3 separate regions of the Homo sapiens genome follow, and regions 1 and 3 are each linked to region 2. The links are chromatin loops, found by intact Hi-C in ENCODE. Cell type or tissue: IMR-90. All regions are shown on one strand. Each heading gives the region's core, and the rest is flanking DNA. Links, peaks and the distances in the headings are about the cores only.

Evidence for each region. Peaks named below come from ENCODE experiments on the same cell type or tissue, not always from the same donor. Only the 100,000 strongest peaks of a DNase experiment are listed, where the experiment ranks them.
Region 1: a loop joins it to region 2, with 3 times the contacts of the local background. A loop is called at or near these places in 3 of 110 quality-filtered maps.
Region 3: it touches region 2 in a loop (3-fold over the local background); 5 of 110 quality-filtered maps call a loop at or near these places.

What each region holds. Positions count from the first base shown.
Region 1 is chr7:81,688,670-81,696,933 of GRCh38, reverse strand. It overlaps LOC100128317 (a long non-coding RNA gene), which reads left to right and starts at 5,528. Exons shown (of 11, transcript NR_126025.1): 1 at 5,528-5,605. In IMR-90, for the core only: no CTCF peak of the experiment used is centred there; DNase peaks (open chromatin) are centred at 4,233 and 4,593; H3K27ac peaks cover 1,515 bases.
Region 2 is chr7:81,494,934-81,503,197 of GRCh38, reverse strand. No RefSeq gene overlaps it. Among named protein-coding and RNA genes, the nearest start is that of HGF, 270 kb to the left of the region's middle. In IMR-90, for the core only: CTCF peaks have their summits at 1,766 and 3,381 (motif pointing left); DNase peaks (open chromatin) are centred at 1,737 and 3,367; H3K27ac peaks cover 1,112 bases.
Region 3 is chr7:81,613,775-81,622,038 of GRCh38, reverse strand. All of the region lies in intron 3 of LOC100128317 (a long non-coding RNA gene), which reads left to right. Among named protein-coding and RNA genes, the nearest start is that of HGF, 150 kb to the left of the region's middle. In IMR-90, for the core only: no CTCF peak of the experiment used is centred there; DNase peaks (open chromatin) are centred at 3,448 and 4,918; H3K27ac peaks cover 1,784 bases.

The DNA of each region.
Region 1 (8,264 bases), core at 1,169-6,168, 190 kb before region 2:
GTTTGATTTTCCATTCCTGAGCTACTTCACTTAGAATAATAGTCTCCAAATTCACCCAGGTCACTGCAAATGCTGTTCATTCATTCCTTTTTATGGCTGTGTAGTATTCCATCATTCATATATACATATCTATATATGTATATATAAATATATACATATACACACATATATATCTCTCTCACCATATATATGTATACCATATGTATAGATATAGTATTCCATCTATATACATACACACATCACAGTTTCTTCATCTACTCATTGATGGGCATTTGGGTTGTTTCCAAGATTTGACAATTGTGAATTGTTGATGCTTTCTTTTCATTTGTTACAATAGTGTGTGTATGACTGAATTAGATCAGTTTCGATTTATTCTGCTTTGTTTTTTTAATTTTTTTTTTTTTTGAGATGGAGTCTCGCTCTGTTGCCCAGGCTGGAGTGCAGTGGCATGATCTCGGCTCACTGCAACCTCCACTTCCTGGGTTTAGGCAATTCCTTCATCAACTACCTGAGTAGCTGGGATTACAGATGCATGCCGCCATGCCCGGCTAATTTTTGCATTTTTAGTAGAGACGGTGTTTCACCATCTTGGCCAGGCTGGTCTTGAACTCCTGACCTTGTGATCTACCCACCTTGTCCTCCCAAAGTGCTGAGATTACAGGCATGAGCCACCACGCCCAGCTATTCTGCTTTGTTTCAATGTGCAATCACCTCCAGTGAGTTTGAGCTCCTTGAAGACATTTAGCATTGTCATATTAGTAATATTTGCACACTATTTTGTACAGTGCTTCACATATTATGGTATCCAATATACATTTTATAATTATTAATATTCTATAATTCACCCTCTTCTTGAAGCCTTATCAATGTTAACAAGACATTTGGGATTTTTGTAAAAATTATGCAACTCTCAATGAGGATTAAGAATTTTAAGATTTTATATTTAGTTGCATTATTTAGATTTGAATTAGTAAGTGGGGCTATTTTAAAATATTTTATTGTATTTATACAATAGACAATGCAGCTGGAAAAGAGAAATTATTAACTTTAGAGAGTTTATACATTTATATTTGCAATGCGGTTATTAAAAATAGAAATAAAAAATTAAATTTCAATTTGCTTATGGATAAATATATTGTTTTATCAAACTAATAGAGTTTAGATTATGCTAGTGAATACTTTTTCCCATCTGGAAAAAAGATTCTTCCATGAAAGGTTGATGTCATAACATTGGAGGATAAAGTTAAAGGATAAATTATTGCAAAAATATCCTGAGTCCACAATAGTCCACTCATTATATACGTGCAAATATCCAATCTGTTGTGCATTGAGAAGTTTCACAGTATCATTACTTAAGGAACAAGAGGTTTTCATTTGATGAGTTTTCTTAACTGAGAGAAATGAACATGCGTAGCATGTTGCAAGGAAATGAGGTGAACCAAAGGCAGATGGATTTTCATATTAATTATTTTTCATGTAGTTTTAAAGCTTTACAAAAGTGTGAGGTTTTCAAGTTTCTGACTTTTTAGATGAATTAAAACCTAAATGTAGTAATAGCTCAAAATATATTGTTGTGCCGTAAAACAAAGAATTTATATCCTATTAAAAATAATGAGTAATGTAACACGTGGAAAATTGACTTAATGAAATAAGTGATTAAAGATATCTAGATTAGAGAAGAGAAGGTGCAAATATGATTAAATATGTTTCTTCAGTTGTCCAAAAAGTCTTTCTGAGAGGAAATGCTCAGGTCCTTTTGGTTAAAAAAGTAAGAATTTGTGAAAAATAAGATTGACATTTCAATCAGATAGTTTAGGTACCAGGCAGTACTTCCCAATAGTGAAGGTTGCAGAATATGTGAATGAACAAGAAGAACAGAATCTCTAACTACAAACGTTTTCTAAAGAAGGAAATATTTCTTTAATGACTTTCATAAGCTTTAACCAAACTGGTCTTTTGCAGGATCCTTAAAAGCTATACTGAGAAGAACAAAATGTTCAAGGCTTAAGTAAGCTTTGGAGATGCTGGGATGCTTTATACAGGCCACTTTGCTGTGGGATAGTTAAGAGCCTTTAGATGCTCATATGTGTCTTGAAGCTCCATGAGAGAGTATGGTAGAGGACATTCTTCAGATTTACTGTATTACAGAACCCCCTTACAATTACAGAGCCAATATTTCATTTCGTCTTAAGACACTAGAGTTCTGATAAATGCAGTCCGGAAAAACTTGATTTCCAAATTTACTTTCTAAATGAGAGGCAGTTATTACTACATGGTTTGAGATTTCTATGTCTTTATAATGTACAATATGTTTTCTCTACAAAAGCATCTCACAGAAAATTTTCCCAGATCAAACTTCTTTTTTACATGATTTACTCTTTTCTACTTACTTTGAGTAAAATTCAGACAGGAGGAGTTGATGCACATTTTTCTTGACATATACGTACCATCTATAGGAACTTTCCTATCAATAATACAGAACCAAAATTGATTACACAAAACTGTGAAGGTAGTCCTATTTTAACAGTACTAAAGCTAAAAAAATTGCCTGTTTTTTAAAATCTTTCTAGTGTTTACAACATCCCCTCCTCTGCCTAAATTTCCAGCTCTAGAAACAGGGCACCAAGGAAAAGAAAGACACGTAAAGATTATGAAAGAAAATAAAAATGAAAGAAGAAAAAGGAAAAAAAAAGATTAAAAAAGAAGTTGAGGGGAGCTGGGAGAAGTTTTCTGAAGGCATTTACATGTCCTTAGAAGTGAGGTCAACAAAAAGATCTAAAGCATTATTCTTCTTTATTAGCCTCTTTCCTCTTAATTACAATCACTTGTATTTCCAAAATCCACTTACAAACCAAATACAATGAGTCATCCCAAAATTAACAAGCACAGAGAATGCAGTTCTTCCACATTCACAATGTCCCATTTTTATTCTTGTTCTTTTTACTTCTAAACTTCCTCAGTAATGTCTTTTTTATCAGCCTTATTGAGGTATGATTGACAAATAAAAATTGTATATATTTAAGGTGTAAAACATGATGTTTGATATATGTACACATTGCAAAATGATTACCACAATCAAATTAATTAATATATTCATCACCTCACAGTTACCGTGTATGTGTGAGATGAGAACACTTCATTTTTACTCTCAACAAATTTCAAGTCTACAACATCTTCTTAACTATAGTTACCAAGCTGTAATTAGGGCTCTAGTACTTATTAAAATTGCTCTCTAAAATATCACAACTCCCTTCTCAGCTTCAAATGCTTTAGCATCTTTCCACCACCATGACTTTACAGGGGAGGTTGGCTGGATCTCAGCAAAGCAGCTCAATGGGATAGCACTGAAGCAGGTGGAGATAAAAGCAAAGGCTCATCTGTGCACTTAACGTCACTGCTTGGATGTGCTCTCAGCATCTAAACTGAACATTTCTAAAACTGAACCCCAATCTCTCCTTGCCCTTCAATCTTCTTCTCAATAAAAGGAACATCCATCGGGCTTGCTCAAGCTAGGATCCAGAAAGTCATTTTTAACCTATTTGTGTCCTTCTTTCTCCATTCAGCCAAAGTTTTACCTTCTAAATACATCTTAAATCACTCACATGTCTCTGTCTCCAGTGGCTCCACTTTAGCCCAAGGCACAATTTTCTTCCACTTTCATTACTATAGTAATCTCAAAACTGTGTTCATTACTGTAGTAACCTCAAAAATGTGTTTCTCCACGTTTACTCTCCACCTTCTATCCTTTTTTTATTTTTTATTTTTATTTATTTATTTTTTTCTTAGACAGGGTCTCTTCTGTGGCCCAGGCTGGAGTGCAGTGGTGCCATCATGGCTCAATACCATATTGAACTCCTGGGTTCAAGCAATCCTCTCACCTCAGCTTCCCAAGCAGATGGGACTCTAGGCATGCACCACCACATCTAGCTAGAATACACATTTTAAAATGTAACTCTGTATTATTCTCCTGTTTGAATATTCTCAATGATTTCCTATCAGCTGACCAACAGATGAACTATCCCTGATGGTTCAACTCCTCACTCACCTCTTTTCCTTTTGTCCACTATATTCTAGCTACACTAGTATCTTTCAGTTCTGGGAGTAGGCCAGGAAGCTCTTTCCTGCCTCAAAACCTTTGCATATGCTGTTCTTTCTGCCTGGAATTATCCCCCCACCCACCAGCTTTTGCCTGACTAATGCCTACTTCATCATTCAGCTTAAATATCACCAATCATCCCCCCACCCACCTTCCTGATCCAGTTACACATTGCACAGGATGACACACTTCTATTTCGGGACACTTACCTCAATTAATTAAATTGTCGTTTGCATACACAGATATGAATATTGTCTCTACTACTAGATTCTAAGCTCCAGGAGAACATGGGCTAGGCTAGGTACTACATGATAAATATTTTTAAAATGAATGTGTCAGAAATTATGTTCACAGTTTTTGTCTTGTTTTCTTTCAATTCAAAAATACGATAGCATTATAATCTCTTTTGTTTACTCTTTTAGTAATAGCATCTCCAAATTCCTTTGGCAGTAGTGTTGGGGAGGTGGTTTCCACTGGCTTCTGTCATACACTTCTGTTTTAAATCAGCACATGTTTATTGAGCATTTACTATGATAGTACTGAGTGCTGGGGATACCATGGTGAATAAATAAACCTTGACCCCTACCCTTCTTATAAATACAAGCAAGTTTGGGAAACAGGCATCAACCAAGAATCTGAAAGTGTTAACTGAGAAGTGCAAATAGCTTCTGGAGTATATAGCAAGATTTTACTGTGCTTTTCAGTTCATCCTTCCTTAATCTTTCAACATTGTGGTAATCTCAAATCCTGCCTATTGGAATATTATTTTTTTCTATTTTATGAACACTTCCATTATGACATAATTATTTAATCATATTTAGTGTTTCTCTCTTTTATCTTTCCTCTTTCTTTGTTGAATTTTTCCAGATTCCTAATCTTTTAAGTCTTGCCCCTTCTTTCTTACTTTCCCAAGTGTCTTATCACACTTAATAGATTCAAGAGGTCTGTGTATTTATTATCAAGGGAATAACATAGTTTCTCAAATGGTGAAAACACTAGCACATTTTACACATGAAATTACAAAGATTTCTCTAGTTAGCATGAAATTGACAAATGTTTCATCGTAAGCTTTTAATTACATCTGAAGATGATCAAATAACAATAGATAATGCTTATTCAGTGCTGTTTTCCAGGCTCTGTTTTATCTCATTTAATCACCATTACAACTTTACATAGGCAGGTTCTAAAACTACATCCGTTTTAGAGAAAAGGAAGTGTTCAAATAATTCATAATTAGAATACATTTAGGGGTGGATTTTCAATATTAATTCCACCTGGCCCTTTGTTTTATACTGTGTCGTGGACATTTGATTTAATTATTTTCCAGGAAAGTAGGAGGGAGGGAAAACACTTATTTAAACAAGAAAACATTGCTATCATCTGGGTAGGATATGAGCAAGAAGTTATTCAGAGGTCAAACTGCTTTTCACACAGGCCTTGCCCAAAGCTCTTTGAGATGTCAACTAAAGGAACATGGCCTCCTCATCTCTAAATACACCTGGCTAACAGGCGAGTTGCTTCTTACCATGAAGTTGAAAGTTAGCAGGGAAAGGCCAGTTTAGCAGAGGAGATTTATTTATCTTTAATGGGGGAAGGGAGTGTAGCTATTGAAAAAGAAAAGCAACAGGCTTGTGAGACAGAAATAGAACTGCAGAGAAATGTGTATTGCTAAAAATTCTAAGGGACTTCGTTGGGAAAAAGTTCAAAATTTATTCTGAAACAAAGAAAAGCAGTAATGGTCCCTGCCCTTTATTGCTGATACCAGAAGGTGTTTTATGAAAGAGAGAAACACCTTCAAAGAAAATTACCATCTTTTTCATAGGGTCGTTTTGCATTACATTACAAGTCTATATTACAGAGACTTTGACAACTGCCAAGGCCTGTTAAAAATCACCTCTTCATTTTACACACACACACACACACACACAAACACACACACACAAACACACACACACAAACACACACACAAACACACACACACGAACAGAAAAGTATAATGACTTGCCCAGGGTCACATAGCTGGAGGCAGAGCCAGTCCTGGGAACAAGACCTACTCTATTTTACATTCAAAACCTTAGTTTTATTATTTACTTATTTTTAATCATATTCATGTATATTAAAGTTTAATCGAAATCCTGAAGGATCTGCAATACTTTTAGAAGAGTTTAAAAGCATGAATAGTTAAAAAATTTAAAACACTGTCAGAGAAAAGGAGAGACTCAACTTACCTTACAGCTGAATTAGATAATAGAAAAGGCCTGGCAGAGAAAGCCAATCCCAGGTGCAGCCCTAGTAAACTCCTACATAAGGAGCAAGACAAGGTGGATCTTCGTTTGGCCTCCTTCCCCAATTCAGTTTGTAATTTGACTCCGTGCCTGGCCGGGAAGAAGTTATTCTAAGGAGAACCTGGGGCTGCATTTGTTGGCAGAAATGGAGTTGAAATGCAAATCAAACAAGAGCACAAGCAAGCAAGCAGTAGCATAAAATGGAATGAGTGCAGGTCCGTTCTTTTCAACCTCTGGGGAAATGACCCTGCCAATTCAGAAACCCGCAAGAGTTCCTGCCCTAGAGAGGTGATTTTATTTTTATTTTTTAAGCAGCTTTAGACGACTGTCTTTGTTTGCAGATTTAAAATTGCTTTCACTTACTTTTACAGAACTAGGGATGTTCTGTGGCTGTGCAACCTGTGAGATGAGTTCTTAAATAGACTAGTTTGAGACTCTAACTTGATGTTTCCCAAATACAGATTGTACATTTTGATTACAGGCTTAGTAAATAGTTCTTATCGTTCTCAATATCATGCTTGTGATTTGTATATTTCTCAGCCACCTTAATTCATTAATTTGAATCTTCAAGCTCTGTGTACCTTGTAATATTATGAGTATTCTCAAGATGTTCACATATCTAAAAATATAACAAAAGCCCTCTTTAGTCTAATGATCCCTGTGGAAACTCTGCAGTCTCCTTTACGAAATAGTACTGTTTGGGGGAAGAGAGAGGGCTGGCAAATGAGATATCCTGATCACTTCTGCATGTCGTCAATGATGTACAATTGTATTATCTTGACTTTCATGTTTTGAGTAACATCATAGCAATATGGCCCAAATTTTAGCTAAATTTTTTGGAACCCTCTTATAGCATCATGCCTGGAGTTTAGTGTATCTGGATGCTCTTCTGAGGTATACTCAAAAAGACAAATTTTTGTGAATCTACCCACCTGGATGTCCAATAGGTACTTCAAATTACATCTTACAAACACCTATCATGTCATTTCCCCCTAAAACTGGGTTTTCTCTAAAATTTTCAAGTTTCTATTCCAGTTCTGGCAGTACCATCTGCAAAACCACCAAAGCCAGAGCCCTGGCTCATCCCATTGTTCTGCCACTGCCCCACAGCTCAGCTCTCTAAGTGCTTCTGATCTTGCCTTCATTAAGTGCTTCTAATTATGCCCTCAAAGTTACCATTCCTCTTCCTGTTTGCCTCATTCGCTCTGGTAGAAACTGTCATTATTTCCCTCCACTGCCTCAGTGTTCTAAAAAGCTGACTCCAAACTAGTTTTTCCTCAAGCCCTTCTCACCTGTTCTGTCGGAGTGATCTCTTTCAAGGGCACAAGTGGAAAAGGCAGCCAACACTATAGTCCTTCTGTGGCTTTCCATCTGCCATGATGCAGACCGCAGGTTTTTAGTGACCTCAGAACTCACCCTCACCTCTTCCCTAATTGTTAGTTCTGCTTTAAGCAAAGAGATTGCATGGTCCTACTTTGAAAGAATACTCATATGTTTTGTTTTGCTGTTTGTTTTTATTTGTCCCTTTGTTTTATTGGCCTCAATGGTGTTTGTCATGGTGTTCTGTTTTGGTGATTTGTCAATGTTTTGTCATGGTGTTCTTTCTTATGTAGTTCTACCTATTGTCTCTATTCTTTGCTAAATCCTACTTAGGTTTTGAGTTTGACTTCAGTTTTATCTTCCTCTTGGCCGTTATCCCAACCAAGTGGCTGGCTGGGTCCTGCCTTTCTAGTTTAGTTCCTACCAGCCCTATTGTCTGGGCATGAAACACTGCTCTAGATCTGTTTCATCTGTTTTTAAGTGGATAACCTTAGAGAACCTACTTTCCCTGAAGCAATAGGATTTCAGCTCTGTAACTGAGCTTAGCCCACTTACAGCTTGAC
Region 2 (8,264 bases), core at 1,213-6,212:
GTATTTTAATTTAATTAATATCTGACAAAAAACTTCCTAGTCATGGAAATGATCTTTATAAATCTATTTATATGTAAAATTTCCACATTAAAAAATCATTTGATTAAATCATATTTAGTGTCAGCCGTTTTTGTCCATGTTACAAAGGGGAAAATGAAGACACCAGAAGTTTAAATAACTTTATCAAGGTCACAGACTTAGTGAGTGGTAGAACCAGAAAGACCGGCAAAGAGACAGAGAAATGGTCAAGGCTTGAAGAGTCTCCTCACTTGTAAGGCAAGTGAGTTGGAAAAAAGATAATAAAACGAGGTGAAGAGATTGACAGGGATCATATTATGCAAAGACTTAGAAGCCATAATAAGTATAGAGATTGATTTCCAATTAATCAAATTACAAGTCATTTGGACAAGTGCTGTAAAGGAAGTGTAAATAAATGTAGGACAGATAACATGGCAAATTCTGACTTGAAGAATATTGAGAAACTCCCAGAAGAGATATTTGTATTTTATGTAGGTCTTTGATGGATAGAATGAGAAGCAAAGACATTTCAACATGGTAGAAATTGAGGAGCATGGATATAGGAGTGCATAGTCTTTTCTTGAAGGGAAAGAAACCAAGCATGTCTGGAGCATGTGAGGAGCACTGGCCAGAGGCAAGGCCAAAAAGGGAGATACTTGGTAGATTGACGAAGGCCTAGAGTCAATGGTATGGGTTTTAGACTTTGTTTTGTAGTCAATACAAAGCCATGTTAGATTCCTAGGAAGTGTAAATGAATAATTGAAACTAAACCAGACGAGTGAAAGATAGAATGCAGAAGAGAAGACTGGAGGTAGCAGGTTCAGGCAGCAGGCAATTGCCAGAGATAAGGCCAGGCATTTGCCTTTACCCTCGTGGTTACTACCTACTGGGGCCTCCAAAGAGTTTACAAACGATGAAAACATAAAGGCATAATGGAATAAGCTATGGAAGTGCTGAGAGGATCAAATGCTAATCCTCAAATTTGGTTCTTTAAAAATGTTTTGACTCACCAATTGAAAAAGGATATGCTGAAAGGGTCCAGCTTGCACATAATGTACACTTCAGTATTTACTCTGTGTAAATGGATTTACTCTGTGTACATGGATTACTAAAGCTATTAGATTAGAATAGCTATATGTATTGTACAAAGAATTTTGTGAGGATTAAATGAAACAAGAGATATGAAAGCTCTTGTAATAAATGTTATATAAATATAAACCATTAATATTCTATTTAATCCCTATACAAAGATTTTGCTTTTACATTACTAGTGAAAAATGTAATATTCCTACTTATCTTAGATTTTGAAATATGAAAAAAATGTGAATTAATTAAGATAAAAGCTTTAGTTGTGTGTATATGAGAGAGAGGTAAATAAAAGACAGAGAAAACAGAAATCAGGAAATCTACCCTTTTTTGTCAGGCAAGTGAAGTGCAGGAAGTTAGGATGATTCCTTCAACTAACCTTTAAGCAATTTTCAAATGCCTCGAACTTGCTCTACACAGTTAAATTCTCATGGATGAAAATTTGTAGTTACTTTTATATGAATATAATGGTGATTTACAAAATGATGCCTACACACCTTGATAGAGGAATTGGATTGTTTTCTCAAAACTCTCATATATCCTCATTTTGGGGGATGTTGCCTAGTCCACTGAAAAGAACGTGGTCTTGGAGATACATGAATTTTTATCTGGATACCAATTCTGCCACTTAGTGGAGATACATGAATTTTTATCTGAATACCAATTCTGCCACTTAGTGGCTATGGAACTTTTGTTAACATACAGAGCTTCAGCTCCTCCTTCATAAATTGGTGGTATTGAAAACATCTCTTTTAGAATGGGCACGTAATATAGCTAAAAGGCTGTGTTAATAATATAGCTAAAAAATATAGCTAAAAGGCTCAGCACCAATCATGACAAATAGTTGCTTTTAAATAAATGCTACCCCTACTCTTTTTGGTTTTAATCTGCCGTGCTGTCACCAAATGTGCCCAATGAAGAAAGAAACATGTTCTAAGAGTATGTTTTCAAACGTTTTCTCACAAACACCTTTGTCAGGCTCTTTATTTCCTTCATATGGCAATTCTTGAAATGTAGTAACTGCTCAACGAATATTTATTAAAAGAAAGAGAAAGGAAGGGAAGAAGGAAAAAAAGGAAGGAAGTCGGGAGGGACATAAGGAAGGACGGAAGAACGAATGAGAAAGCAAGTTAAACAGGTGTGGGCTGTGGTATCTTTACTTATATTAGTCGTGACATTCTTCCCCATACCTGTGCTTAGTGCAGGTATTATTTCTTAACGAGCTGTAAATAGAGCTAGGTGATTAAGTGTGGTGATCAAGTTGTCTGTCATTCTTTTAGTCTATGATCTGGAAATACAGCGTAGTATTTATTTAAGAAAACAAGGCCACAATACTTCACCTGACACTACTGGAGCCTTTCTCGATCTTTCTTTGTCCAGACATGCCCTTGTTGTTGTATAAAACAGAATGTTCAGTCCTATAGTAGCTGATCTCTGCAACTATCAAAATTCGACAAAGTAATCAGGAGTCCTCTCACTCAATTGTATAAGTAGTGTTTTTTCTGTTACTACCATTGTTGACTGATCCTTCTTTGCAGAGGTCTGTTTTCTACTTTTATTATTTCTGTGAAATCAGCCTCATGAATTATGTTGGCATAAGAAATGACACACTTTTGGGAGGCTGAGGCGGGCAGATCACCTGAGGTCGGGAGTTGGAGATCAGCCTGGCCAGCATGGTGAAACCCCATCTCTGCTAAAAATACAAAAATTAGCCAGGCATGGTAGCGTATGCCTGTAATCCCAGCTACTCAGGAGGCTGAGGCAGAAGAATTGCTTGAACCTGGGAGGTGGAGTGTGCAGTGAGCCGAGATCGCACCACTGCACTCCAGCTTGGGTGACAGAGCAAGACTCCAGCTGAAAAAAAAAAAAAAAAGGCACCTGGCCGGGTGCAGTGGCTCACACCTGTAATCCCAGCACTTTGGGAGGCCGAGGCAGGTGGATCACTTGAGGTCTGGAGTTCTATACCAGCCTGGCCGACATGGTGAAACCCCATCTCCACCAAAAATATAAAAAATTAGCAGGGTGTGGTGGTGCATGCCTGTAATCCCAGCTACTCAGGAGGCTGAGGCAGGAGAACCGCTTGAACCCAAGAGGCGAAAGTTGCAGTGAGCTGAGATCCTGCCACTACACTCCAGCCTGGGTGACAGAACAAGACTTCATCCTCACACACACACAAAAAAAGAAAGACAGAAAGAAGGAAGGAAAGAAAAGACACCTAGTACTTGAGTGTTCACAAAACTTATCCTATCTTATGCTGCCATCTGCTGGGAAGGTAATGTTGCTTGGTCATGGACTTTACATTAAAATCTGTGTTGAACTTTGTATTGCTAGCTTCTTAAATGGTCACACATTAGATAGTAATGGAAAATTACTTGGGTAAAAAACTTTTTGTGCTTTTATGATAGGAAGCAGGAAAGGGCTACAATGGTCTGACCCATTTTTGAAATAATGCTTTGCCCTATTAAAAACTTGCTGATTCATTCTATCTGTCGTTGAGCCAACACTAATTATTGTCTTCTGTGCCAAGAACTACAGAGAATCCACAAAGATGAGCAAGGAATGGTTCTGTTTAATAGGAGTTTATTTCCTAGTAGGAAGAATCACAAAAGAAGTAAATGTGGCAAGGTATTCTAGATGTTACAGTAGAAATATAAGAAAAGAGGGCGTGGGTATGGTAATTTCTACCCCAAAGTCAGGCTTCTTGCAAGAGCAATGGTAGAGGATAACCATTATAATGAACAAATGTTCACCAACAAGGCAAGACAGGAGAAAGAATTCTGGCCAGAAGAAATATTATAAACAGACATTTGTTTCTAAAAAACAATGATGTTTGTTTTTTGTGACATTAAGAGATGTTAGTTATTTTGTCTTGTAATTTGCTGTATTTGTTTTTAATTATTCAAAGAGAAGAAATAGAGTGAAATATGCAAGATATTCTACACAGCATATACGTCTTTATAGTTTTGTCCATTGTACTGCTATTAATACTTCATATTTATTATATTTCTCAGATTACTACTTCTGTATTAATAAAGATTTCATATTATTGGATCCCTGATAACTGGATTCCTGCATTATTAACAGGAGCTCTTTTTGTGATGTGCCTCTATACTATTGCATGGTGCCTCTTCAAAGAGTAAGATTTTAATTGCTGTTTCTATTTGAATTTGTTCATGGCTCATAAAGTCCATCAACGATGCCTTAAAAAGAGCAGGATGAAAGTAGAAAGAAGAGATTGGAGAAAATGTCATTGAGCAGCTATTACTTTAAGAAGTGCTTTACTGATGTTATCCGTGCTGATAATCACAACAATGGTGAGAGATAGGTAACAGCATCAGTGTTTTTGATTTAGATAAATGATTTTAACCAAGATCTTCTGGTTCTAAAGCTAATGTTCTTTTGCTAAGTGATCAATCAAATGATTCAAGCTAAAACCATTCGTCTGAAAAAAAAAAAGAAAGAAATGAGATTTTTAATATTCCCATAGAAAAGGAAGAGATGAAATTTAGTTGGTACATATTTAAATAAGATCAAGTCCTCTGCCTATATTTTCCTGTCAAAGGATAGACAGAAGTCTCAAAAAGGTAAGATGAAAAAATTTCAATAGTAATTATAGAAGGAGTGAATTAATTCAGGAAATGTCTCCTGAGCTTTCAGGGATAAGATTGTGCCAGGTGAGCAGAATACAGAAATGCTAACAAGAAGTACTCACCCTCCAGGAGCACAGCCTTGACTAGAAAGGGTTCAGGAGAATGAATGGTTACAATAGATTAGAAGAGAGAGTAAAAAGACAGGGTAATTGAAATTTAAATATCTTTCTATGGCATACTTAACTCTGGCTCAGAGAGATTGGGCAGGGAATGTTTCACAGAGAACACGCCACTGAAACTGGCAGTAGAAGAATGAATGGAAGAAAATATAAAGGAAATACATAAAATATAATTTAGTTTATATTTAAGGGTGATTTTTTTTTTGAGAGGCATAAAAATGGAAACAGGATTATATGAACACTACTATATTTCCTCACCAACAAAAGTCTGGCTTTTATCCCGGAATATGGAGTATAGATTCTGCAAGGTAAAGTAATAAAACCTAAAGATAATAGTTGTATTAGCATGAAAGTAAAAATGTATTAAGGACAACTGAGAAGCTGCCACTTTTATGTAAAATGGAAATAGTATAGTAAATTTGAATTTTTGTTTTGAAGGTGATATATACCTTAGCACAATATTTGGATTTATAATGGTGATATCAAGTGTCTGAATAAATAAGCAATTTATTATTTAATTTTAAAAAGGAACCATTTGTCCAAAAATATAGTGAATTAAAGTGTAATAAGTAGGTTTAAAAGTAAGTGTTGCACCCATTTCCTCCTTTTCCCTGTAACTAACTCCTGAATGAAATCTTGTTCAGATGTATCATGGAAGGAGATCTGTGGATGTGCAATAGACAAGAAGAATATTGCAGAATAATAGTGCTACCATAGTGTATCTAGAAACTTCTCCCCAGATATTCCACTAGAATGGAATCTATTACACTAGAAACTTCTCCTGAGATATTCCAGTGTCATCTACCATGTTCATAGGTTTTTTTCTGAATGTAGAAACGGCAGAGTAATCTGAAATATTTTTTTCTGAGGAGCTGATATTTTCTTATTGGATTTTATTAAAATAGTTTAAGGACATTTTTACTTTCACATTCAAAATAAATTATTATTGGCATTATGTGCAACTGTTTTATTTTTTACATGTGGACGGTTAACTAGAAGTTTAAGGCTATTTGATTAAGATCAAAGCAGGGAGTTGATTTTGATAAATTTTGACAATTTTGATCAGAAAATAAGCATTCAGTTTCTTTTTTCAAACATACTGCACCCCTGTTTTTTGTTCTTTTACTGTAGTTCTCCCATTTTTTTCAAGATTATTTCCCCAGTGTCACAAACATCACCAGAGCCAACCAAGTCTCACGACCAAAGGGCCTGGACTGGTACCAAGGTAAAAGCAGAGTCGATGCTTTAAAGAAAGAAATTTTAGGCAGTAAGATGAGTTCCTTAATGCTTTATTAATTTTCACATAGAGAACCACAAAATAGTGGTTGGTACCTTAGTCCATTCTGGCTGCCATAACAAAAATACCATAAGATAGGTGGTTTATAAGCAGAAAACATTTATTTTTTACGGTTCCAGAGGCTGGGAAGTCCAACGTCAAGGTAGGAGCAGATCTGGTGTCTGGTGAGGGCCCGCTTCCTCTTAGACAGAGCCTTCTCACTACAACCTCACATGCTGAAGGGGTGAGAGGTTTCTCAGGGACCTCTTTTGTAAGGGACACTAATTCCATTCACAGGGGCTCTGCCCTCATGACGTATCTCTCAAACAGCCCCAGTTCCTAATGTCATTACCTTAGGGGTCAATTTAAACATATCAATTATAGGGCACACAGACATTCAGATCACAGCAATTAGCATTTTAGAAGTTTAAATTTTGCTCCTAAATTCTTTAACAGAGGAATTTTCAAAAATGACTCTATGTTCATTCAACAATATCTATTGACTACATAATATTCTTCTAGGCATGGGGAAATAGCAGAGAGCAAAATCAGATTTATAGATGAACACTGGGATCTGCTACTGGTATTCTGCCAATTCTACAAGGTTGTTACTATTTTCAAGTGAAGTTATTTATATAATGATTAGGGGTGATAAATGCCACAGAAATTAGAACAAATACAGTTTGTTTTTCAAGAATCTAAGATGAAATATATAAATTTATTACTCAGAGCAGCATCAAGATCCATTATCTCTATCTAGAAAAGATATTAACTGGAATTATTAATTTTGAACCTAAGAACACAAAATGATTGATTTATTATATATAGAAGTTTATCAACAGTTAATGTAAGGGCTATTTAAATATAGCATTATGTAGTATTTGCTTACCTACTTCTTTATAAAAAATCTAAACTGTTAAATTATTTAGGATTTATGCAGAAAAGCACTAAAATATATTATTTGTATTAAAGGATAAAATAAATACTTCCAGTATGTCTTAATTTTTTTTATGGGCATAGAAACTTATTGAGTAGTGATCCCAAACCAAACATGAGACCAAACTTGCTGCCTGGAAATCATCAGGTAAGGACAAAGAGAAAAAACATGTCATAGCTATTACAATAGCTACTCTTATTTTTCATAGTGTCCAGACAATAAACAAGCACTTGCAAATATGTCATACTGAATGGTAACTCTTAAACAAAAATGAGAGAATTTAGACATTTCTGTTGAGGTGGAAATTAAGAAAGAAAGAGCGAATTCAATTTTAAGTGATTGACATTGGTGACATCAGTGATGGGGGAAATAATATAGTAATGTTGATATATCAGTAGGAGACTCAATTGATGGTGTATATTAGTGAGATGGCATTCAATTTTCTATTGTTCTGTATTTCTCCCTATTGAAGTCTGAAAAATATTAGGTGAAATTAAATTACATAGATAATCTAGTAGAGGTGTAGCTAAGGATACCTATGATGCCCATTCATCCTTATAACACTCAGATATTTAACAAATATTGACTGTATGCCAAATTGTCTTATGGGATTTCTCTCACTGAAACATTCATTTAACATATATTTCTTTTGAATTAACCCCAAACCACATAGTTTTGCTCAATTACAGAATTAGTTTTTACATAAAATTATATTTGACTCAATGTCTTTGTGTTGGTAAAATATTTTCCAGTTAATATCAAAATAATTTGTACCCAATTTGATCTATAAGGTTAATTCAACAGGTATTTATGCAACACAACTGTAGAGCTCTACAGAGTTATCTATGGATTACTTAAGAAATTTAGAGAAGTACAAAATATGGTCTTCACTCTTCAAGAACTGATATTTTAGTTGTGAAAAGATATGAAAAATATTGTAGGGAATTATGTGTGGTAGTTTATTAATTCCTGATAACTGTGCATGCCAGCATGTAATACACCCTGTAGGAATTCAGAGAACAACAAGTGAGCTAAACCAGTCAGAGGAAACTTGGAGAATTAGTATGGAGGGTCACATGAAGAATATATGTCTTTTTCTAGATGGAGAACAGTGGGAAAGAGGTTTCACAGTCCTGGCATTAAGCACCGTGTACAAACTCCCAGACTTTTTACAAGCA
Region 3 (8,264 bases), core at 1,169-6,168, 120 kb before region 2:
TTGCCACAGGAAAAAGACACAGAAAGTGCAGTATACATAACCTAGGTGGTTTAGAACAATAGGAAGAAGTTAAAAAAAAATCTAAACGTTCTATACTGCTTGAGCAGAGATGTTATTGGGACTAGTGGAAAACCAAAATATATAGATTTACGAGAATATCTTATAGAACACATTATATTGCTAAATATGAACATTGATCATATGATCACATTATTAGCATATCATTCATATGTATATGTTTGGCTATTTTCCTCAAATACATCTTGAAATGCATAGACACCATAATAATCATCCTCATATACTGTGAGAATTGTCATAATGCAACTAATATACATGTATGCACTTCCTCATTAACATATTAGCAAATGGGTCTGATGGCTGCTTGCCTTAGAATGTTTATACTAAAATTAATATGTAATCGAACTCTTTTTAAAATCAGAGTATAAATACAATGTCGACAGTTAGCCTTGAAATCTTATATATATGATTGAAAACATCTTCAGTTTATATTGAGTTTTTAATAGTTTTATCAATATGATATAACATTTCTAAGCAAACTTATATTTCCAATAAGAGAAACTGTATAATTCACCCTTCAAAACAGTCATTTTGAGAGTGAAAGAACACTTGGTAATTATGCCAGGATAGAGTAGATGGTCATCTTACCAATAATCACAGCAGTAATTGACAGAAAGTATGTTTCAGACATCTACAAGTTTCTATAAATACTCATTGGAAAAATGTGAAATCAGAAAATAACTAACACTAGTCATACTGGGCTCGTGCCTGTAATATTTAAAAGAAAGGGCAGATTTTCTCACAAAAAAATCAAATATAGCTATATTTGGTATCAAGAAAATATCCACATATATAAAAAGCTATAGGATGGTGGGGAAAATTTTGGTGAAGTTTTAAGGAGAAGGAAAATAGAAATATACGGTAGGCTGTATGGTATTAATGTAAATGTGTCAGCCATTTAAAAGGACGAGTTGAAAGGTGAGCTACAGGATATGACGAGGATTTGATCACAAAACTATGTCAGAGACAAGAAGTACTTGTGATGTGGAAATGTGACAACTCAGATAGCAATAAATATAGATAGGTACAAATTATGTTTTACTAAAATAAGAGCCTTTATTATATATTTATTTTGTCTTAGAGGATTCTCAAGAAGGTAAAGGGAGTAAGCAGGGTGAGCTGCTATCTTGGATTTGAATCTGCAAGAACAAGGATTAAGTAAAGTTAATGCCATTTGGAGAAAAGTGACCATGCCATCTTAATATATATGATGGCCAAGGCAGAAAATATTGAGTTTGATCAAAGACATCTCCTGTATATTATGGATTTCCCCATCTTCAAGGAAAAGGCTTCACTGGTTAAAATTCCCTTGACTGAAAAGAAAGGGAGTATTTTAAAACTATGCTTATCAAGATGAGTTCCTTTTCAAGAAGGAAAAAGGCAAATTAGCTGTAAGACGTGGCTTCTTAGAATACTTTATAATGTTGAAAATGAAATTAAGAAATGATAATTTCCTGCTAATATCACACATAATGTGTGTGCTATGTACCAGACACCATACTTAGCACAACCTATATACCTATTTTACAAAAGAGAACAATGAGACTTAAAGTCAACATTTATTCAAATAATATAATAGACATTATGAGATACATTTTAAGTTTTGTGACTATGTAGCTAGGACTCAAACCTAAGTATCTCTGAATATGATTATTAGTAGCCATTTTGTCTTTCTTATAGAAGTATCCAAACAAAAGTTAGTAGAAAATAAAAGGTCAATGCAATCTTACCCTGTTATCATGTAAGTATAATGTATACCTCAAGAGGATTATATACTACTCTGAACCAATCAACTTCCATTTGCAAAATAACCAAGTACAGTTTGGGACATTGCACTTAAGAAATTTACAGATATGCCTTTCAAAAACATGCATATATTTTGGAGGGCATCTGAGATTATATCAGCTAAAAAACAATTACAGGCTTAGTAATATTTAACCTAGAGAATAGAACAAATGAACAATTAAGTAAAACTGTGATATTCCTTTTCAAATTCACGAAACAATGAAAATAATTGCAATGAAGCTTTTTAAAGGTAGCTCCAAAGAGCAAGATTAAGATGATAAAAAGGAAGATAAAGAGGCAGTTTTCACTCACAATGCAGAGAAAGACAATGGGGTTTAAAATTTTGAATAGCTCTCAGCCAAGGGTGTCATATGCCTGTTGTCTATGTCATATATATACACAAATATGAATAATTTTAAAATATAAACATATAGTATAAAATATGTAAATAGGTTTGTATTTATATATAAGTAAATTATTTAAAAACCTGTGAGGAAATTGATATTATCTTCATTTTAAAAATAAGACAAGTGAGGGGTTTGGAGAAGCTATAAATAATAGAGCTGCTAAGAGGCTGGCCGTCTTCCTGTTCTGTTCCCCATCAAACCATATATATAAATTGAGTTCTCCAAGAATGGAGTGAAATGTCCAACACACCTTCCTTGTAGTCTTGATTTTTTAATGTGCAAATGAGAATGTTAGAAGTGACTGTTATAATTCTTTTTTCCATCTCCAAACAATGCCACCTTGCCTCATGTTCTGCTAGATTCATCACTCGTTACAGAGACACCAAATTGACAAAGATTGTGTTCATATGTTCAGGCCTAATTTGTAAGAGTATTGATGAGTTATTTTGTTATCATAACCTTGGGAATTTGAGGGACGAGTATAATTAACTTTGATCCTTTAAAACTGCCTACTTCAATTTCAGCAAAACTTTGTTCAATTTTCATTTTGCGACAGATTGATTGGGTGTGATCCATATACTGCTTGATAACTAAGAATTCAAGGCCTGACTACTTTTCCAAACTGCATACATTATTAAACCTTGAAAAGAACATTTTAAGAAAGCAAAAAGAGAAAAAAAATCATTTACCCTCAATTTTCCCCTTCATTCCTCATCTGTCAACATAAACACCCTATTAGGGAAAAACAAAACCAAAAACAGTGCTTTTCAAACTGGATACCTTTTTTCATTAGAGACAAATTAGCAGCAATTTTTTAAAGTTTCGCTTCTTTGAAGTGTTTGGGGGCATTTTAGAATACAAAGTTATTGAAACCCACTGACCAACCAAATAACAAGCAAATACCTGAACGGTCTTACAGCACTGCTAAAATACTGTGGTCCTAAATAAACGTATCAACTGGGAGAAATACAATGTTTCTTATTAAACTTTCTATATCTGTTAGTTTGATATCTTATATGAAAGAATTCATATAATGAATGGGAATTTGTCCCAGTAATAAGATTATATAATAATTCAGAAAGCATAAACTACCATTTTCTCCAAGGGTTACTTAAGCCTTTGGTTCAAAAGAGCTTGAGTTCCCCATGAAAGGTCTGTACTTTTTCAGGCACGCAATCAGTGACTCAGGATGAGTAATAGGGCCAGGCATCTCCTTTCCCTCCCCTTCTCTCCTCTGTTCTTTCCTGCTTCACCAGAAAATACAAATTAATTGACTGTTTTTAGCATGCCCTTCTGTTGTTTATCTTAGCTCTTGACATTCAAAGATGCTTTAAAAATCTATGGCTATTTTATAACTAGGCTATATTTTAGAAGGAGCTAACAAATAATCAATGAAAGGGAAAAATATTGTTTTATGACTTAATGTTTGATTGGATATATTATTTACTTATATTTCATTTGTATAATGTTAAATAGAGATGTTAATACTTGCAATACTTGGTATAAGCGTACAAATTTGTATATATATGCGCACATATACAGTTCTGATTTGGCTGCCCTGGCTTCTTTTTGTTTCCTAATCTTAAAAAATCTGTAAAGGGCACTCATTTTTTCCTCAGTTAATAATGTGAAAAAGACTACACTGACATGGTTAGATTCCTAGGACTCTCAGTTCTTTAGGGATGGACTAAATGGCTGGTTTCATCGCTTACAAAAGTGTCTGACAGTTCTGACACACACACACACACACACGAGGGGTCTTCAAAAAGTTCATGGAAACTGTATATTATGACAAATCAATGCATGGATTTCAAAATATTTTTGCATCAAAATAATTGCATGCTAATTTGCTATAATATATCTGAACAGGACCTAGTTTAAGGCACCGAAAAAGACAATACATCAGTTTGAAAAGAGCCCCTATAAGAGCAGTGTGAATTCTACCAAAATTAAAGCAAAAACATCAAATATGTGGTGAAGTTTTAGTGTAAGAATTGTGAAATCATTGATGCTTTCCAAAAATTTATAGGGACAATGCCCCAAAGAAATCAGCAGTTTGCAAATGGTAACTCATTTTAAGAAGTGATGAGATGATGTTGAAAATGAAGCCCAAAGTGGCAGACTATCCACATCAAATTGTAAGAAAAAAAGTAATCTTGTCCATGACCTAACTGAAGAGGACTGATGATTAATAGCACAAACAATAGCCAATACCATAGACATCTCAATTTGTTTACCACACATTTTGTGGAAAAACTAAAACTGAGCAAAAGTTTCACTCAATAGGTGCTAAAACTGTTGTGCCTGGATCTGCTGCAGACAAGAACAGCGCTTTTAATGAAAATTTTTTAAAATTGGGATCAAGAAGCATTTCTTCAAAGAGTAGTAATAGGAGATAAAATATAGCTTTACCAGTGAACTGAAGACAAAGAACAATAAAAACAATGGCTACCAAGAGGTGGCAGTGGTCCAGTCAAAGCAAAAGCAGATCAGTCAACAGCAAAGGTCATGCAAGAATTTTTGGGGGATGCTCAAGGCATTCTGCTTATTGACTTCCTGGAGGGCCACAGAACAGTAACATCTGCTTGTTATGAGAGTGTTTTGAGAAAGTTAGCTGAAGCTTTAGCAGAAGAATTCCCCGGGAAACTTCACCAGGGAGTCCTTCTTCACCACTACAATGCTCCTTCTCATACCTCTCTTCAAACAAGAGCAATTTTGTGAGAATTTCGATAACAAATCATTAGTCATCCACCTTACGGTTCTGACTTGGCTCCTCTGACTTCTTTCTGTTTCCTATTCTTAAAAATCTGTAAAGGGCACTCATTTTTTTCCTCAGTTAATAATGTAAAAAAGATTGTACTGACATGGTTAAATTCTCAGTTCTTTACAGATGGACTAAATGGCTGGTATTATTGCTTCCAAAAGTATCTGGAACTTGATGAAGCTTATGTTGACAAGTAAAGTTTATATTTTTATTTTTAGTATTTTAATTCCAGTTTTCCATAAACTTTTTGAAGTTCCCTCATATATATCTCACATACATACAAACACACCTATTATATAAACATACAAATCTCTAAATCTATCTGTCTGGTCCTAGGTAGAACTATGAAATCTGTGTTAGAGGCATTCCAAAATTTATTTCAATATCATAAATCGAATCCTTACACTTTTCTCTGAGCCAGGTTTTATAGGAGACTGAATTCAGAAAGAATGTGATGTAAAATCTTTGCCATAGTTTGTCCCTTACGGTTATTCTTCCCAATAATGATTGAAACTGACATTCTTCCAGTTACTGAAAATGCCTCCTTGAAGGAAAAAAAAAAAACTACTACAACCCTTCCCTGAAACCTTCCCTAAAACTGTTGACATAGTAGTGAGTGTACATAGACAACAGATATTATAATTTAAACAATTGCGTAGTATGTTAAAGGATGATAAATTCTATGGAAGAAAATAAGATAGGGAAAAAGGAATGGGAAAAAAGAGGAGTTCCTACTTAAATCAGATGATGCGGGTAAATTTCAATGAGAAAATGATAATTGAGCAAAAATTAGAAGGAGGTGATGACCCAAGACATATGAACATCTAAGGGAAGAATTTTCCAGGCAGAGAGAATGGTCATTTCCAAGAACTTGGGACAGCAGTGTGTCTGGTAGAACATACTTGACAAAGAGCTTGGGATTTTAGTATTAGATTCTAAGAGAATATACATGCTTAAGACTCAAAGGGAGTAAAACTCGTGATAGAACTTAATCCAGAATATGATAGACAAAATCTTGTTTATTCATTCATTCAAAGGCCAATTAGATATATAACAAGCCTTTCCTTGTCCTCAGCACTGGAAACACAAACACAAGCTAGACAAATAGGGAAAAATTCATGTAAACAGAGTGTTACACTCCATAGAATAAATGCCATAGGAGAGTACACAGAACACTTTTGGGTAATAGTAGAGGGAGGGAATGTCTAAGTATCCCGGGGAAGTCATGAATGCCTTCACTAAGGAAGTGACATTTGATCTGGCTCCTAAAGATTTTGTAAAGTTTCACAAGAAAGTAATGAGAGAGATGCATTTCTGGGCATAGAATCATATCTGTAATGGAAGTATGGAAGAGAATATGAAAAAGCATTGAATTCACTGAATGTATGGTACATTAGGGGGAAAAGAAGAAATGAGTAAAATGTGAAATACTGCATGCTAAGTGGTTTGGACTCTCTCTTCTGTAGGAAGAAAGTTTTAGTATAAAAATGACATAATCAGGTTTGTAAATTACAACTATTTGATGGTGGATATGGAGGATGGATTGCACCATGCTGGCAACCATCTCCAGTTACCAACCATTCATGAGAGGTCCCTGTATATATACGTGTAAAGATGCTTTAATTCTTCAGGGAAAGCTTTATAACATTACGTAGGAATCTTACTGCTAGTGTTGATGGAGAACAGAACTCAGAATAGGATAGGTTACTTCCGAAAATATTCAAATCACAATCCCATGGGGGTGTTCAATATGAGGGTCTACAAAATTCCATTCTAGACTTTGAGTTATTTAATGAGGTATCCTAAGTAACTCTAAAGTAATATAAAATATTTGTTGAGTGTTTCTCATATATCCTGTATTGGGCTAGTTCCTTTTATGCATTACCTCATATATTCATAACAGCTCTGAGGTAGTTATTATAACTTTCCACATATTATAAATGAAGAAGAAAGATTTCCAGGGGAAGTTAAACTATGTGCATAGATAAAATAGCTTTTTTTAAAAAAAATCTGGTACCTTTGATTGCAAGTGTGATGCTTTACCACTTCCCTGAAAATGTGTAAGACTTTGGAGTTTGTAGCATTCTGCCATCAAGGCATAGCACACATCTGAAATGATTTCTCTTCTACAGGTTTTGACCTGGGGCTGGTTTATGCATTCACAAAATATGTTTTGGTGACTAGAAAAATAATGAGTTTCTTGTGGCAAGAAATGTGAAGGGTCTGAAATTTTGCCTTACTTGGAAGCTGAGAGGTTGATTTCCCACAGGTTCATGTATACTGGTACAAGACATAAGACTTTGGGGTCAGATACACAGGACATTATTATTATTATTCACAGAAATTGCAGAAGCCAGAGTGCCAGCATTCACACTGGTTCCTTCAGTCCCAAATCCTAAAAAGTAAGGCAGAGGGCCAAGTGATGCTTGCACATGCCATGGGTTGGGCTAGAGAAGAGGAATTTTGGGCTTAGGGAACGCCAATGTTTTATAAGGGACATTAAGTCTACCTGATCTTTGTCCAGGAAGGAGAGCTTATCCCACCATTTCTACTTTACACACTGGAAATCCCATGGAATTCTTGAAATGCAAACATTTCTGAGAACTTGACCTGGGTAATCTAAGCTAAGTTCTATTCCACTGCCATATGGAAGATTATTTTATTTTATTATATGTTTAATAAGACTGTGTGGAATTTATTTTTATCAAAGTATAAAAGCTATCACTCTTTGGTAGTTTGTGATGCCACAGTTGAAGGGTGAGTATGATTAAGTATATTTTTCTAGCACTGTGACTCCTTGAATCATATACACCCTTCTTTTTCTAAGCAGTAGAGAGATACTGTTGCCAAAATAATTTAACTTTTAACGAACTATTATGGCTGGATAATGCTCCAGGTCACCCTGAATTTCTTAAGGTTATGATGTAAAAATTGTATTTTATCACCAAATGCAACTTTATTAAGTCAGTCAGTGGACAGACCAAGGAATTATTTCAACTTTTAGAGCCTATAACTTTAGATGAATTTTCAGACAAGCCATTGACACTACAACTGAAGATCAGGCAATTAACCTTAGCTCATCTCTGGATAAATATCACTTAAAGCAAGCATTAGAAATCATGAAGACATTCAGAAAGTAAACTGAGTAATATTCATGAAGTATTGCAGAAACATTTGCCACACTGTGAAAATAACTTTTCAGGATTCTAAGTTAACATAAATGGAGTTAA